Regions from separate parts of the Mus musculus genome. Here region 2 is linked to region 1. A link is a loop called in an ENCODE intact Hi-C map of the cell type or tissue named here. Cell type or tissue: heart. All regions are shown on one strand. Each heading gives the region's core, and the rest is flanking DNA. Links, peaks and the distances in the headings are about the cores only.

The links. Peaks named below come from ENCODE experiments on the same cell type or tissue, not always from the same donor. Only the 100,000 strongest peaks of a DNase experiment are listed, where the experiment ranks them.
Region 2: it touches region 1 in a loop (3-fold over the local background); 5 of 42 quality-filtered maps call a loop at or near these places.

The regions. Positions count from the first base shown.
Region 1 is chr14:79,531,018-79,539,346 of GRCm38, forward strand. Elf1 (E74-like factor 1) reads left to right here. Exons shown (of 9, transcript NM_007920.4): 2 at 5,106-5,405. The coding sequence starts at 5,334. Among named protein-coding and RNA genes, the nearest start is that of Sugt1, 52 kb to the right of the region's middle. In heart, for the core only: no CTCF peak of the experiment used is centred there; a DNase peak (open chromatin) is centred at 4,484; H3K4me3 peaks cover 329 bases; H3K27ac peaks cover 2,236 bases.
Region 2 is chr14:79,477,366-79,485,694 of GRCm38, forward strand. Wbp4 (WW domain binding protein 4) reads right to left here and starts at 3,903. Exons shown (of 10, transcript NM_018765.3): 1 at 3,566-3,903; 2 at 3,008-3,080. The coding sequence starts at 3,567. Elf1 (E74-like factor 1) reads left to right here and starts at 3,829. Exons shown (of 9, transcript NM_007920.4): 1 at 3,829-4,272. It overlaps n-TEttc4 (a tRNA gene), which reads left to right and starts at 4,303; the gene lies at 4,303-4,374. In heart, for the core only: CTCF peaks have their summits at 3,441 and 3,640; DNase peaks (open chromatin) are centred at 3,716, 4,206, 5,056 and 5,866; H3K4me3 peaks cover 4,325 bases; H3K27ac peaks cover 4,174 bases.

The DNA of each region.
Region 1 (8,329 bases), core at 309-8,308:
ACCTTTTTGAGCTAGAATGATTCATTCTAAAATCTTGTTTGTTTAATTGACTCTGTGTTTATTGTTTCCACAGGGAGCTATTGTTTCCACATTGGTTCCACTAGAACCTTATATTAAATGTATGGTTTACTTACATTAAATGTGTTTGTACTATAGTAATTTCTAAAGAAATATTAATATTAATCCCAAGTGCTGCAATTAAAGGAGTGAGTGTGCCCCCACCATCTGGCTAAAAAAATCTTGATGTATTAAGTATTTTATTTAGGATAAGGTTCTGAAAGGGAGGGAATATTTGAGGGAAAGGAAATGGGATTCGATATTTTTATGGAGTGTTATATTTGTCTTCGTATTGCTGAAAACTGACAAATGCAGTATAAAATTAATAAATACCAGTTTTAATGTAAAATCTTAATGGATATCTCATATTTTTGTATCTGAAATGGTTCTCAAATCCTATATTTTATGCTTTATATTCAAAGAGGGATTAATTTTTGCAAGTTTCAATTAATTTTTTTATATTTGAAATACTTTATAATAAGTTATGCAAGACAATTTGAATTGAGTTGTTATAGCCATTAGAATGAAACAATGTTTTGTGTTTAAAATTGATAAAGTCACTGTGTTTGGGACAGGGTCCTAACTGAACTCTGTTAAGTGAAGTTTTTGAAAAATATTTATTTTCTATGAATGGGTGTTTTGCCTGCATGAGGATATCATGTTTCCTGGTACTGGAGTTACAGATGGTTGTAAGCCACCATGTGGGTGCTGAGAATTGATCCTAGTTCCTTTACAAAAGCAGCAATGCTCTTAATCACTGAGCTATCTCTCTAGCCTCAGAAGTAAAGTTTCAAAGATTTATACAACTGGACTTATCGAAAGGATACCAAAATGCAAAACACTGGAGTCAGCTTAGATTTTGTGGCTAATGGGCTCTGGTAAAAGGCTCTCAGTGACTGTAGAGATGAGGCTTAAGAAATAATTGGAACCTAAGGAGCACCTGTTGCATGTTTTGCCCATTATATTCAGAGCTATAATTAAGCTAATGCTTATTGAGTTCAGTTTCTGTACCAGGCTTTCAGCACACACATTTGGCTTTCTCTCTAAGCAGAGGTGCAGACTGAAGCTGGCATCTTTCTAGGCAGGTGCTCTGCGGCTGACCTGCAGTCCCAGTCCCAGGCACACATATCTCACGGATGCTTTGCCCAGCTCTAGACTTTGTCGTCATTTATTGTGCTCATGAACAGAAGGAGAGCACTAGAGTATATGTAGAGTATACGTGTATGGAAGCCTAACTCAGGGCCGCACCGCAGAGGCGGAGCCCAAGTGGTCTGAGGTTAGAGTTCAGCAGAAATGTTTTGTTTTAGGACTTAACCTCAATGTGAAGATTGGTGGTGAGAACTTAGGAATCTTAATTCTAAGCATTTCTGTGCTATAGTTCCCCAAAGGAAAAGGGCCTGAGAGATAGTCTGGGAATTGTTTGGATGCCCAGAACTGGGTTACTTCTCTAAAATGTGTCCATAAGGTGCCAGCATGTGACTGGTAGAGGAAGAGCTTTCTCCTTCTTTCTCCTTGTTACTTCATAGTGTTGTGGAAACACGTGTTTGAGAACTGTTGTAGCAGCTATCTTCCTGAGTATATGGCTCATTAATGGGTACATTTAAATAGGTTTGGTATTATTGTTTGTTTGACTGTTTTAGGCCAGGGCTGGTTATATAGCCCAGGCTGGCCCCAAATTCCTGCCTGCAATTTCAGGCTTGTGCCATCATGTCTATTATTAAACAAGCTTAAAATCTGTGAGGCTTTTAGGTTGACTTAGGGTAGATCAGATGCTTTGTTTTCTGACTTGACAGCCATGTCTTTTTGTGTATAGGGAAGATCATGATCTGTTTGGACATTTTAGACAGACGGACTCAGAGCTTCTTGAGATGAACTTGACTGACGTGTACTGACTGGATTCGGGGGTGGGGAACCCTAGAAAGTGGAGTTCCCCCTTAAATTTGACATAAACATTTACTTAAGTCTGTATTTGAAACTGTGTAATAGCACAAAGGTCTAGGTAGATTTAAAAGCAAGTCTATGTGTTTTATAGTGATTAAGTTTTGATTTAAGAGATGAGATGGTAATGTTAGCTGTGCTGTGCTAATACATCATGATGTCTGGGCACCTCTGCTAACTTAATGAACAATTGAATCACTGCTGTAAGTATCAGTCTTGTCTGTTACTAAATAAAATTAATACAGCAGAGCCGTGCTATTCCAGTATCCTTGACATGCAAAAAAGGGACCTCTGCTTTAAGAATCAGAAAGTGTTTTTGTTTTTTGTTTTCCCGTCAAGAACCACACTAGAACCACAGAATACCAAAACAGGAGAGAGGATGGCTAGGAAGAAGGCACAGAGGGTCAGAGGCCTAATGAAACCAAAGAAAATGCTTCTCTTATGGTTTGGTTTGGTGAACTCCCGATACATGAGAACTGAAACTGTGTCAGAGCTCAGTTATCTTTTCCTACCCATGCAGCTGGGTGAGGGTGATTTGGGGCAGCCATTTTGGGTTATTTTTACAGGTTCTCAGTCATGGGGTATGAGGTGAGGCTGTCTTCATTGCTTGTCATTACTTTTGAAGGTGCCAAAGGGCAGTGGGGAAAGCACAGTAGCACTCTGGAGATGCTGCTAAGAAAAAGGAGCTTTGTAACTTTAGACAGCTCACTCCTCACACAGGTTTTCTGTCTGTAAGAAAGCCAGGTCTTAGTGCACCCTTGAACCTAACCTTTTACAGAAAAACCCCTGTGGCGAACATTCCTCAATTCCATTGTATTTCCTTGCTCTGGTGTTTGAAGATGATAGTAATTTCCTCTTTATCAAAATTACTTCACTGCTAAACAAAGAATGTATGTAGCAATAGCTTGAATATTCAGTGGTAGATGTTAAAAATGTTATTTGTCATTAACATAAACCTTCTTATCACTAGCATGGGCACCAGGTTTGGTGGGCACAGAAGAAATTAGAGGCTCTGGTTCTTTCCAGGAGAGGTTTGCCCTACTGATTTCTGATTCCTACATACTGGCTTTCAGACAACGGTCACTGAAACATTTATTCAGTTGAATTAAGTGGGCAGCACTTTAAAACACGGTGTGATTAGTGCTAAGTTGGTAGGATAGGCAGGAAGTGCTGTGATTTTGAAGGGAACCAATCCTTATGGGTTTAGACATGAAGTTGGAAGACTTTATGAAGGAACTTGGAAGGCAGAGGGAAGAGGATCAGGAGTTCAAAGTTACTCTTGGCTACATAGTCAGTCTGAGGCGATCTGGCCTACCTGAGTCCCTTTCAAGGAGAAAAAAAAAGTGACTTAAACATTGACAAGTGGGAAGATAAGATTGAGAGGTGGGAGGGGACATTCCAGGAACAGGAATAATAGGAAAAAAGAAGGGAGACAAAAACAAAGATGTGGTGGTCAGGGGAACGGCGGCATTAGGCAGGGCTACATAGAGGAATGGGGCTATGTCACAATGTAAGGGTAAAAGTAAGGGATGTTTATGCCAGGTCAAGTATACATCTGTGTTGATACATCTGAGCTCAATTAACACAAACATACATTTATACATATTTGTCCTCTCTAGGCTTGAAACAATGACCAGACTGTTTAAAGTACTTTGTTGTTGTTGTTGTTGTTGTTGTTGTTTTCAAGACAGGGTTTTTCTGTGTAGCCCTGGCTGTCCTGGAACTCACTCTGTAGACCAGGTTGGCCTCGAACTCAGAAATTTGCCTGCCTCTGCCTCCCAAGTGCTAGAATTAAAGGCGTGCGCCACCATGCCTGGCTTAAAGTACTTTCTTAGTGTTATACTTAAGTCTCTGTTAAAAGGGTTAGGCTGGGTCAGAATTGAGCAGCACTGGCCTGAAACTGAGTTTTGTGAGTAAAAATCTGACTTGAATTCCTAACCCTTATTTAATTTTGATTTCCAGTTATGGGAGTTACAGTGATCTATGTTGCTCTCTAAAACCTGGGATATACGGGGAACTGGCCTGACTAAAGTAGTATACCTGACCTGGCTAGCCCTTGCTAATTAGATGAAGTTTTCCAGGAAACTGACTCACCGTGGCTCTGCATTCCCAAACTTGTGTCTTTACAATTATTAGCATTAGTCACCATCCTTTACTTCAAGTCGTCATCTCTTTGAAATATTTATACTAATATTATAAAAGATGTTTCAAACAACTCGATTTTTAAAAACATGACTATTTTAAAATCGTAACTTTTCATATCACATTTATGTCCATAAACATTTAATGTTTCATACAATTGTAGTAAACACCTATATTAATTTTGTTAGTGGTAGCATTACTTTTTAAAAAACACTAGTGTACAAACGTGTTTGGCAGTCCTTTTCAGAGCATGCTGAGGTTGTTTTGGCTCCTAGGTTGCATTTCTGTTTTCTCCTATTGTGAAGTTCGGCCCTTTGCATGGTCTAGCTTGCCGTGACGTGGTCAAGTGCAGTTTCCTTCCTGTCGCTTGTGTTAGCGATAAGGCTACATTTCAGTACTTTCAAAAGGAAGGCCCCGAAGACAGGCTTGGTCTAGCGGTTTTTTCTCACCCCGGGCTCTTTCAGCGACAGAAAAGTAGGCTCTAATTTCAGCTCACTCTTAAAAGCTCATCAAACAGCATTTGCAACCTTTAACTGTCTTCATTTAGGTATATATGATGGGGGTGGTGCTTGCATGTTGCTGTTAAGGACGAATGAGTCTTGTTATGAGATTTAGAGAGAGTGGTGGTTCCTGTGCGTGTAGGTGATCAGCTGGGTCAGTGAGAAGAATGAAATTGTTTGTATATGCTCTGCTGGGATTTAAAATTTCCTAATTATTACTGGAACATCCCCCCCCCCATACTTGAACTCAAGTACACCTCGGGGAAGAAAGAAAAAATAATGAGGGAGATATGTTATCTTAGGAATGAGGTCTTCAAAGAAAGTGTCTTGAAAACCAAACCACTGTGTGTACCAGCAATGCTGATTTTCCTTAAGTATAACAGTGACATTGGATATGTGCTGTGTCAGTTGTTACATTTTAGCCAGGGGATTGCCTTTTTACCACTAACCTAAGCCTTTGTTTTTCAGGGACAAGAAGACCTAGTGAATGATTTCAGAAAACGTGCCTGTTTTCTTAGAATGTCAATGCAGCAAGCAGGTCTGAAGGACTCCTTTCACCGAAGAGCGTCTTGTCTGCAGTAACTTCACAGACCTGCCTGAGAGGCTCTTCCCAAACTCCACTGCACCCTACCTGCTGCTCCAGACTGGAAGCTGCTTAGGCCTTTTCTCATGTGGATCTAAGGGGAATGCTTTACTATGGCTGCTGTTGTCCAACAGAACGACCTAGTGTTTGAATTTGCAAGTAACGGCATGGAGGACGAGCAGCAGGTGAGCCAGAAAGGCCAGCTTTAGTCCACTTCTTAGGAGTTGTCATCCGCGTCGGGGTGTTTGCTTTAGGACATAGTACAACATTCTAAAATAAAAACTGAGAAATTAAGTATTTGGTAGTAATGTCATTTCATATTTTAAGTACCAATTAATTCACTACTTGTAAATGTTACTGTTTGTTTTGATGTGGTAACAAGGAAGTAGTATTTGGGACTCACCTTGGTTTTCTGTAAAATTAGACCAAATAGTAACTATCCTTAGTAATATTTCTTTAATGATTTTAAACAGTTCTAAAGAACATAACTGATGTCCATAATTAATCTTTTAATTATGAGCTGTTTTTTTCTAGGATATTAAACAGTTTTGGCCACCTCACAACCACACTTTTCAGTTCAAAGACTATGAGCTCCCAAGGAAATGTTCTGACTCTTGCAGAGCTTGGTTTGTCATCTGTAGGGGACTTGAACCTAGGACTTACTAGTCACCTTTCATTGAATATGTATGTGATGTGTTGCTTACTGCCTTCACATAAGTAAGGTCCCAAGAGATGCTGAGGTAAAGGGTTTAACCCTAACTGTGAGCCTCTGATCCTCCCACAGTGTGAAAGGGCTACACTTCATAATTAAGACAGGCAGTGCAGGGATGTGAGCCGTGGTGTGGGAATTGGTATGTCGAGAGAGGTCCTTTGCTAAGAGGCTTTTAGGAAGCAGTGGTTTAAAGTGTGCTGAAGAGTGCGATTTACAGACTGAAATAAGCTTGCTCCCCAAATCTTAAGTAGATCAGTTCTGATGTCTGCTTTATTCCAGAAACAGTTACTACAAATAATAAAATTGATTCCCAGTTATGGCAGGACATTGTGGCTTCATAGCTGTTTGTATTGTGTACTGAAATGATACAACATAGAGTTTATAAGTATTCCTACAAAAGGGGAGAATTTGGGACTAACTATCCTTAAAATCAAGGTGAAATCCAAGGGAAAAACCGAACACCTGAAAGCATATTAATATTGATTGGAATTGAATCTAGAGACAACAGAGGAGATAGTGTGAGGAGAGGGAGTGTTTTTGAGTTATTTTGAGACAGGATGTTTGTGCACACACTAAAGCTTGAAAAGGAGTATGCTGCCTACCTGCTTTCTAGATAAAAGGTCCCGTGACAGGTCCCAGGCTAACTGTGGTGAGCTGTGCTGTGGCACAGAGACAGTGGCAGCAGAGGACAGAGCACTGATCTGTCACCAGCATGCTCTAGTGTGCTGGTTCTCACACTCTGACCACGAGAAGTGCGTTATACATTCCAGTTCCGAGTTCTCACGTGGTATAAGACTGAAAGGTGTTCTGCATAACTGCCTGTACACTTACTACTATGTTGGATGTACTTAATTTAGGGTTTTTTTTTTCCTTTTATGTCTTTGGGAAGGGTGCTAGTAGTTTGACTCACCTCTGCTTGCTCTGATATTTATTTAGTTGTTGTTGTGTTTACTTTTTTTTTTTTTTTTTCCTGAGACAGGGTCTCTCTGTGGAGTTCTGGCTTGCCTAGAACTCCCTATGGAGACCAGGCTGACCTCAAATTCAGAGATCTGCCTGCTTCTGCCTCCCAAGTGCTGGGATTGAAGGCATTCATTTCCCACATGCCTGGCCCACTTTCTAGGTTTTTGAGATGTGATCTCATATAGATGAAGACAGCTTTGAGCTCCTGGTTTCCTGGCTCCCACTTCCTGAATGCTGGGCCTTCAGATGTGGGTCCCACACTTACCAACTGCTCTTTTCCTTTCTCTTTTGTCCTGTTCTTGTTTCTTTCCTTTGCCCTTTTTTATTTTTCTTCCTTGATACACTTAAATACTTTATATGTTAACCTATGAAATAAATGCTGATAGCTTTATTTTTTGATGAGGAAACAGAGACATAAAGTAGTTAATAGTTTGCTCCCAGCTGTCTAGCCAGTAATTATAACGCATGCAGTTTGACTTTCAGTAATATATACTTGCGGGCTGCTCTAGCTGGGTTCAGGGGCATCCATTGCTCGTATTATCAAATTATTTAAACTGTGGCTCTGCCTCCTTATATGATTTTGTTTTCAGTTTTATTCATTACTTCTGAGATGAGACCTTATCATGTAGCCATGCTCGCCTTGGGTGTAAGAGTCTCCTGCATTCATCCTCTGAGGGCAGGGATTAGGATTGTTCGCTTGTGACGCCATAACTGGCCTAGTTTAATTTGTAGTTTTACATAAAAGTAGTGACCTGCCAGCTTAAAATCACATGCTACAAAAGTGCATAAAGTATGTCAGATGTGGCAGCTTCTATCTAATTCTACCACTCAGATGGCTGAGGCAGGAGGATCAGGAGGAGTTTAGTACCAGCCACTGTTACAAAATGGGTTTGATACCAGCTTGCGACTCTTATCTCTAAAAAAAAAAATAAAAGTGTGTAAAATGGTGTGTGTAGGTTCTGCAGTAGTTGTTTTTCTATATTTGAGTGGAACATTATTTACCCTACTAGTCTGTAACTATGACCATTCCCAGTGTCTTGCTGAGTTGTGGCAGTGAGAAATCCTGTTTGGGAATGCCATACCCTCTGGAGTGGCAGAGATGGTTAGGAACTGAGATACTGAAATCGGAATGCATGGCTTGATAACTAGCTCTGTTGCTTAGCTTACTACTGCGATCCTTGCAAATTACTTAATCCTCTGTGCACTGGTTTCCTCATCTGCATGGCAAAAATAAAAACCAGAGGAGCTAAGCTGTAGGACTGGTGTGAGGGCTGAGTAAGTTGCTGCTTACAGAGCTCTGAGAACCACTCCCAGGGCAGAGCTTATGTTGACCAACCACCATCTTGTCAGGGCACCTGTTTCCATACAGCATGGCTCTCTTCCCAGCTGTGAAGGTCATCTGAAAAATCACTAAACTGGGATCGTTGCATTTGCTCT
Region 2 (8,329 bases), core at 1-8,000, 54 kb before region 1:
TCATAATGGCAAAAAATAGAAAATAACTAGTTTAATATAAACTGATCTTGGATCAAATGATGCTGGTGGTCTAAGCAGACTATTGCACTCTCCCACCAGGTGTTCTCTGGTTCTTAAAACAAGCAAGGATGACCACATCAGCGGGAAGACATACACAGTACTCTCCTGACTAACCCAGGGAATACAGGTTAGTGTAAAAAGGACTTGAGACACGATGCCTTTTAAAAAGAAAGACGTCACAGCTGGGCAGTGGCATATACCTGTAACCCCAAAAACCCCAGCACTGTGAACACTGGTCAAGTTCCAGGCCACCTGAAGCTATTTGCTTAAGTGTCTCAAAACAAAAAGAGAATAACAAAAGTGCCCTATCTCCCCAAACTAAAACAACCACCACCAAACAAATAAAAGCCACAGCAACACCACCACCCACATTAAATGTCAAAACTGGTTAAGCCTCTAGAATTTCATTGCTCTGTTTTTCTAAGAGAAATAAAAATTATCCTTAAAGCTTGGCATTAGTTGGGCAGTGGTGGAGCGCTGTTTTAATCTTTTAAGCACTCAGGAAGCAGAGGCAGGCAGATCTCTGAGTTAGAGGCCACCTTAGTCTACAGAGGTAGTTCCAGGATAGCCAGGGCTACACAGAGAAACCCTGTCTCAAAAAGCCAAAGCAGGTAAAAGACTTTGTTTTTAAAATATTAAGAAAAATAGATACTTAAAAATTCCTTGTTTGGGCAGGTAAGATGGCTTAGTGGGTAAAGGTGCTTACCACCAAACCTGACCACCAGATTCAACCCCCAGGACCCACATGATAGAAGAACAGACTCCTGAAGTTGTCCTCTGCTATTCGCATACCAGAGAACATCCACAACAACAACAACAACAGCAACAACACACAGACACACACTTTAAAAAATTCCTCACATTGTGCAAAATGATGTAGTAAAACAAAGTGACTGTTTGTAGCAACAATCTTGTAGTTTATCTACTGGAGACTGGGTAAGTGAACTGCGTGCACTCCCACAGGCTTTTATTGAACAGAAAGGCAGCACACAGTTCCCTATGTACTGACATGGGAGACACCTTCAGGATACACTGTTCAGTTAAAAAAACCTCTGTACCCTGTGAACAAGATGGAATAAAATACATACACACAGAAACAATGAAAGGATGGACCTGAGCAAAGGGGGAGGTGACTTCTGAAGAGTAACATAATTAGATGGCTGGGGACAGGGATGGCTGACTGAGCACTGGGGCCTACATAAATATCCAGAAGTTCTCACAAATTATAGATGTCTGGTGGAAAGAAATAAGAAGTACCCTAAAAGTCCTGTCAATCAAACCCTGTATGATGTATTAATGGAGCTATTCTAATATACTCCTCAGAGTACCTCTTTAAAGCTAGAGTTTGTAAGGCAAACAGTTGTCTCTATTGTTCCTATACCGAGTTACTTACAGCTGATTATACCACACAAAGAATACTGTATTAAAGCACCATTCAAAATTAAATAGTTTTCACTAATAAATTACTAGATATGTAGGGAGATGCACACAGACCTCTAGAAAGATAATTTATTTTCATAACTCATTAAAGTTATTTTATTGCATAGGTACCTCCTGGGATATTTTTTTCAATTTATGTGGTTTTAAAATCTCATGGCAGTTTTGGTAGGGATTAGCCTAAGCCAAATAAAATATGCACAATCTTTAGCACCTACTAGCAAAGCCAAAGGGAAGAGCAAAACTCCTCTCAAAGCCTAAGATGATTTAGTAGTGTGTAATGGCAGACTGTAGCACAAAATATGGCATCATTCCGTGGTGTACAATAGTTCTGCCAAGTAATACGTTATGTATATGCAAGACACTATAGGGTTTGCTTTTTCAAGACAGGATCTCTCTGCGTAGATCTGGCTGTCCTTGAACTCACTCTGTAGAACAAGCGGCCCTTGAGCTCGGAGATCTGCTTAATAGCCTCTGGATACTGGGATTAAAGATGGGAACCACCTCTGCCCTTGCTGACCCTGTAGTTTTTCAAAACGTATTTTCTGGGTCTACGCCCCTGTGAGTGTGTAAGGACATGAGCATAGCCGCTAATGGAGGTCAGAAGAGGCTGTCGGACACCCTGAAACTGGAGTTACAGGTAGTGTCGAACTGCCATGTGGGTACTGGGAACTGAACCTCAACCCTCTGCAAGAGCAGGAGTTGTTACTGACTGTGAAGCCATCTCTCCAGTCCCCATAGCCCACAGCTTTTGATACAGTAGCTTGTCTGATTGTAGAATGTCTAAGAGGGAAGAAAGCCAGCTGACGTCTTACTTTATGCTTTAAAAGTTGGATCTAAGTGGTGGTGCACACCTTTAATCCCAGCACTCCGCGAGGTCAGCCTGGTCTACAATAGCCTGAGTTTCAGGACAGCCAGGGCTATACAGAGAAACCCTGTCTTGAAAAACAAAAAAACAAACAAACAAACAAAAAGTTGGATCTAGGAGTCTAGCCATGGTACACACCTTTTTTGCCAGCACTTGGGAAGCAAAGCCAAGTAGATCTCTGTGGGCTGCGGGCTAGCCTGGTCTACAGAGTGAGTTGCTGTCTGGAAACCCTGTCTTGAAAAATCACCGCCCCCAACCCCCTTGCAAAAATAGTGGGCTCAAGGCTTTCAGCATAAGGTATATTACAGCTGCTCCCTTTGTATCTCACCAGGGAATAATGCTGTTCTCCTTCCTGTGGAGAACAGGAAAAACTACAATATTCCTTTTTAAGGGGCAGGTATTCCATAAACAAGATTATCCCACTCACTGTCCATTTCCTCAAAGTCCCCAGAAATAATTTGGCCTTAAAATCAAAGTCAGATTGATGAAAAGGAGAAGGCTATAGCTTTCATAAGAGGAATCAAACAAAAGAAACCTTTTTAGGTTTTGAAGAATAAAGAGCACTATACACGAAAGTGGCTTATACACACTAAAGTCAAAAAAACAACACATCACGTGAATATTTTAATAAAAATTTCATACAGGCCTATTGTCTGCTATCCAGCACTTGCAGTAATCACAGAATTTCTTTGGTTGTGACTTCCAGTAGTCGGCCCTGAAAAGATAAAAACAACTCTAAGCTTATCCAAAAATTGAAAGGAATTTTTACAGTTGTTAAAAAATGGGATATAAGGCTGTTTTCGGACTTCTGTCTTAGCAAAGCAGTTGTATTATTTATGTAAAGCTAAAGTCCGTGGAAAACTGCTCTCCGGTGAAGGTAAATCACACTGCACCGAGATGAAGAAGTCTCAAAGTATTTCTCTTTCCCGTGCCCTTCTAGCTAATTCATTCGTTCTGGGGACGCGAGGCTGGGAAAAGCCCCTGGACGTCTGAGGCCGCAGCGCCACCCCGGCCCCGGGCCCGGGCCCCGGCGGGCGGGCGGGGGCGGCACCCGAGTCCCCGGCTCCTGCCTAGAGGGCGGCCGCGTCTCCGAGAGAACCGGCCCCGCAGGTCGGGCGGCCCCGGGCGAGCGGAGGGGCGGGAGGAGGCCACTCGCGGGCGCCTGGCGGCGCAAGCCCGACCCGACCCGACCCGACTCACATGACGGCGGCAGCTCCGCGGGCAGCCCGCGATCCCGCTCACTGATGTCCGCCGGTGGCTCAAGCCAGGACCTCTCGGTCTCGGCGTCCCCCCCGGGTACGGCGTTTCCACGGGTGGACTACGGCGGCCGCGACGGCCCAACCCGCGCGCGCGGTTGTCACCGCCTCTTCCCCTCCCCCACGGGGCGGTACTCGCGGCGCCTGAGAGGTGGGGTCGGTATAAAGGGGTTGAGGTCACCCAGAAGGGACGAAAGCGCGACGGGACCGGAGCCGCGGGCCCCGAGCGTCCGACCCAGGCTCCATCCCGCGGTCCTCACGCCTCCCGGGATCCAGAACCTCCACTCCCGAGCTGGCTCGCAGCCGAGAGGCTCGATCGCCTCCCCCCAGCCCCGGCCGCACGCCGCCGTTCCCACAGCCGGCGCCGCCCTCGGCTTTGCCGGCTTGCCCGCCCGCTCTGTGACCGGGGAGCAGCCCGGGACCTGACGGCTGAGAAAGAAAGGCGCAGCCGCCCGTTCCGGGAGCGCACGGGGCGCCCGGCTTCGGCTCAGAACTTTCCAGGGGCGCGCACCGGCCCCGCTCCTCCCCCCCGCCACGCCCGCGCGCTCCGCCGGGCTCGTGCCCGCGCGTGGGGCAGCGGCCGCGGGGGCGGCTTCGGCGGCGCGAGTTGCAGCAGAGTGGCTGAGTGGTAGCGGCGCTGACGCTAGTCAGGTGGGTCACAGCAGTGCTTGTAGCAGCACTTCCCATATGGTCTAGCGGTTAGGATTCCTGGTTTTCACCCAGGCGGCCCGGGTTCGACTCCCGGTATGGGAACAGTGTCACTTTTTGCTCTAGTTGAGTTTACTTGCTTAGTGGCTCTGGCTGACTTCTGCAGCCGTGTTCGGGGTGAGTTTGGGAGCAGGCAGTGTAGTTGCTCCCGTGGATGGGAGCTTGGCTCTCGGAGGCCGGAGGAGCGCGGCGGCCGCTCTCGGGCCCGCTGCGAGAGGAGTTTCGCTTTCCCCGCGGCTGTACCCCGCCCTCAGCCCGTACTTTTCCAGGCGCTCGGGAGGTGATGATTAACTTGGGCCTCGCCTTATCTCCCCCCGCCCGGGTGCCCCCTCGGCCCACACCCTGCTCCGCCGCCCCCTTCCTACTCGGCGGGCCGGGGCGTGCCCGCTGCGCTCCAGTTACTGTCAACAGCGGCTGGAGACCACCCCGCTGCTCCCTATCGCCAGACCCCCGCCGATCCCTTGTCGCCGGCTGGGCTCTAGGACCCCCGCCGCGTGCACCCGAGCCCGGTCCACCGCTCCCCCCCCCCCCCAGCAACCCTCGCCTCAAGGCTTTTGCAGAATGTCTCTTATTTTCCTTCTAACTCCCCTTTCCTCTTCAAACACACGGCAAACTGCGGAGAAGAAAAATACCACTGGGATGAGATGTCTTGAAAGAACAGAGCCGGCTTTCCCGGAGGCTGTTTGGAGCGTCACTGATTTAAAAAAAAAAAAAAATCATGGGATGGAGGTGGAGCTTGGAAGACAGAAAATTAGCCCGGAGACTGGGGAGGGGATGTTACAACAAAGTTGCACTGTACTTTTAAATATAGAAGCCCTGTGTTTATTACAAAGAAGCGGCCCAGCTGTGTCAGCAGCCTGAGCGCCGTACACGAAACAAAAGCGTTATCATAAATGCAAGTTGAAATTAGAAAATTGGGGCAGCTGTAATGTTTAGTCTGTTGGGCCTTTGGGCACAAATAAGGAAAAACTGACTCCGGCGGATGAGTTTCTGGTCAAAACCATTACTGAGCAGAAGTTTTGGTTGTTTGTGTGTTCCCAACAATATTTTATAGCCTTAACTGGCACAGCTGAGTTTGAAAATAGCTGTTAATGTGATCTATGCGATTAGGGATTAATGAGCCTTTCCTCGTAAAAATTAAACCTAGAAAACTCCTTTAGCGAATATTTAAAACATTAACACAAGTCCTTATGCATGTCAGGTTCCCCACCCCCCACCTCCAGATGTTTTGAGGTGCCTGCTGAACAGCAGGCGCTTTAGGTAGGTGGGTAGTGGCTGGATAGAATCCCTTTGGCCTCCAGTCCTTAGCTATGGGATCGTGCGAAGGTCTTTGACCTGAGTGTAGTGGTGTCTTCTAGCTTTAGAGCCGTAAGCGTGTCACCATCATTATATTACTACGATAGTTTCTCCGTGTGGCTCGAGATAGCCTAGAACTCACTAGGAGCCGGAGCTGCTGAGGTTTATGGTCCTCCTGCTTCTGCCTCTCAGCAGTGGGCCTGAGGGTAAGGTGAGTCTGTTCAGACCTCATCTCAGTCTCACGTACCCCAGGGTAGCCTCAAAGTCTCTGCGGTGATGAAGATCTCCTTTGCTCTTGCACCTCCTGCCTCTTCAGTGCTCAGGTCACAGGCTTATGGCACCAGACTCGATTTTTTTTTTTAAGTTAATTACAATTCCTTATGTTTATGAATGTTTGCCTTCCTGTGTGCCACCTGTGTGCCTGGTGCCCAGGGAGGTCAGAACAGGCCAGATCCTGGAAATTGGAGCAATGGGTGGTTGTGGGCCTCCCTATTTGGGTGCTGGGGAATCAAGCCTTCATTTCCGCAGGAGCAACAAATGCTTCGAACCTCTCGAGCAGCCGCCTAGGTTCTCCAGAGCAGCACATTCTCCACAGAGTGTAGATAGGTTAGAACCAGGCACTTTGTTCTAGATTTGGAAGAAAGGACTCCTATCCCTGCTTTGTTTAATTTTTGCAAGTATTTGACCGGTGCTGAATAAAGCCTGTGTTATCATAGATGGAAGAGTAAGTGATCGCCGGTGGGCATACTGCATGTTTGGGGTGAGTTTAGGACAGTGGTACGGTGAGAGCATTCCTCCCCAAGATGTCCTCTGTCTAGCTCTGGGCCAGGTGGGGAACAGGCAGGCAGGGTCCGAGTTACACACAATTGTTCCTAGAGGTGGGGTGGAGATTTGGCTCAGGGAAGGGCAAGAATAGAGAGTGTTTGCCCTGCACCTTGAAGAACTGGTTGGATTTCTCCCAGTGGGGAATGTAAATCATAAAACCTGAGGTGGATGAGACTGGGACCCGGAGACTAGCAGGAAGTAGGGGTCGGTAGGCATGCGGTGCCTGGGGGGAGCTGGTGGCAGAGCAAGAAGAGAGGCAGGAATTTCAAACTTTGCAAGTTTGAGGAGGTTACACATTCTTTTAATCAAGGGTCGACCTTTTATATCAGGAGAGTTCTGCAAACATTTTTGACTCTTTGTTCTGTGTTGTTCTTGTTATTGTGAGACTGATTCTTACTATCATAGCCCAGGTTAGCAGATGTGTTCTGCCACACCCAGCTTCGTCTCTGAAAAGCTTGAGTGTGGCCGTGGTGTGTGAAACAAGAAATCTTACTTCAAAAGACTCAGACAGTAGAGGAAAACGCAGACTGTTGCGTGCCTGTAGCTTTTATGTTTAGGTGTTGAATATTTTCAAATCAATAGAATGGAAAAGCGATTAATTAGACTTTATAAGGATGAAGACTGGGTTTTTGTTGTTGTTGTTTTTGGAGACAGGGTTTCTCTGTAAAGCCACGGCTGTCCTGGAACTCACTTTGTAGACCACTTTGTAGACCAGCCTGGCCTCGAACTCAGAAACCCGCCTGCCTCTGCCTCCCAAGTGCTGGGATTAAAGGCATGGGCCATCATGCCCAGTGAAGTCTGGGTTTAAATTATGGGAGTGAATTGCAGGTGTCCTTTGCAAGACCTTAATAATTCCTGAATAGCTGGGAAATAATATTTGATAAATATCTGAAGATTCTTTTGTTGGGTTGCTGGTGTCTAAGGTGCTCTGTCTAGACCACAAATAGCTAGCTGTACCAACTGAGTGCTAATTCACCCAGGCCATGTGGTGATAGTTGCTACTGTCAGGTGCAGCCAGGAGAGGTGTGAAAGCTCCATGGAAAGGGAGGAGTAGGAGACAAGGTGAGTTAGGCCAAATCCAGAGCCGTTCCGCTGCCCCAAGGCCTCTGCTTCCCCATTTCAACTGCCTGTCTGGCCATCACTGCCCCTCAGCCACCGTTGGCCTTGTGGCTGACTCTTGAGTGTGCCTCGGGGTTTTATTAACACTTGTTCTTCTGCCTCCACCTCCCCTCATCTCAGGCCTGCCTGCCTTTCTCAGAAAGGCCTTTCTGGACACATTAGCCAGTCTCTCTCTTTTTAGTTACTTTCTGGTTAATTTACCTTGCTTGTTCATTCATGTTTTCTTTCCTTGCTTGCTTTTGGCTGCAATTAACCTGTTCACCTTTTTTTATATTAAAAAGAATATTCTCTCTTGTCCCTCTCATAACCCCTCCATCCCTCTGTTGAGAAGCTAACTTGTAGGACTCAGTTTTCTCTCTCTACCACTCGGACCCCTGGGATACGACTCCGGTTGTCAGCCTTGGCACCGGTACTTTTGCCTACTGAGCCATTTCACTGGCCCTTCTCCAAATTTTGAAAAAGATTCCTTTATGTGTATGAGCATCTTGTCACAGGGATGCGTGGGTACCAAGAGGGTGCTGGGTGTCACAGAGGTAGAGGAGGTTGTTCAATTCCTTAGGACTGGAGTCACCACTGGGAGCTAAGAACTGAACCTGGGTCCCTTTAAGAACAGCAAATGCTCTTAGCCACTGAAGCATCCCTACATGCGGCCCCCGCCCTCTCCCCCCCCCGCCCCCCCCGCCCCCCCCCCCCGTTTCTTTTCTTTCATCAGGGTAGTGTGAGGATAAGTACATGTGTCGTGAGGTCAGTCCTGCTCAGG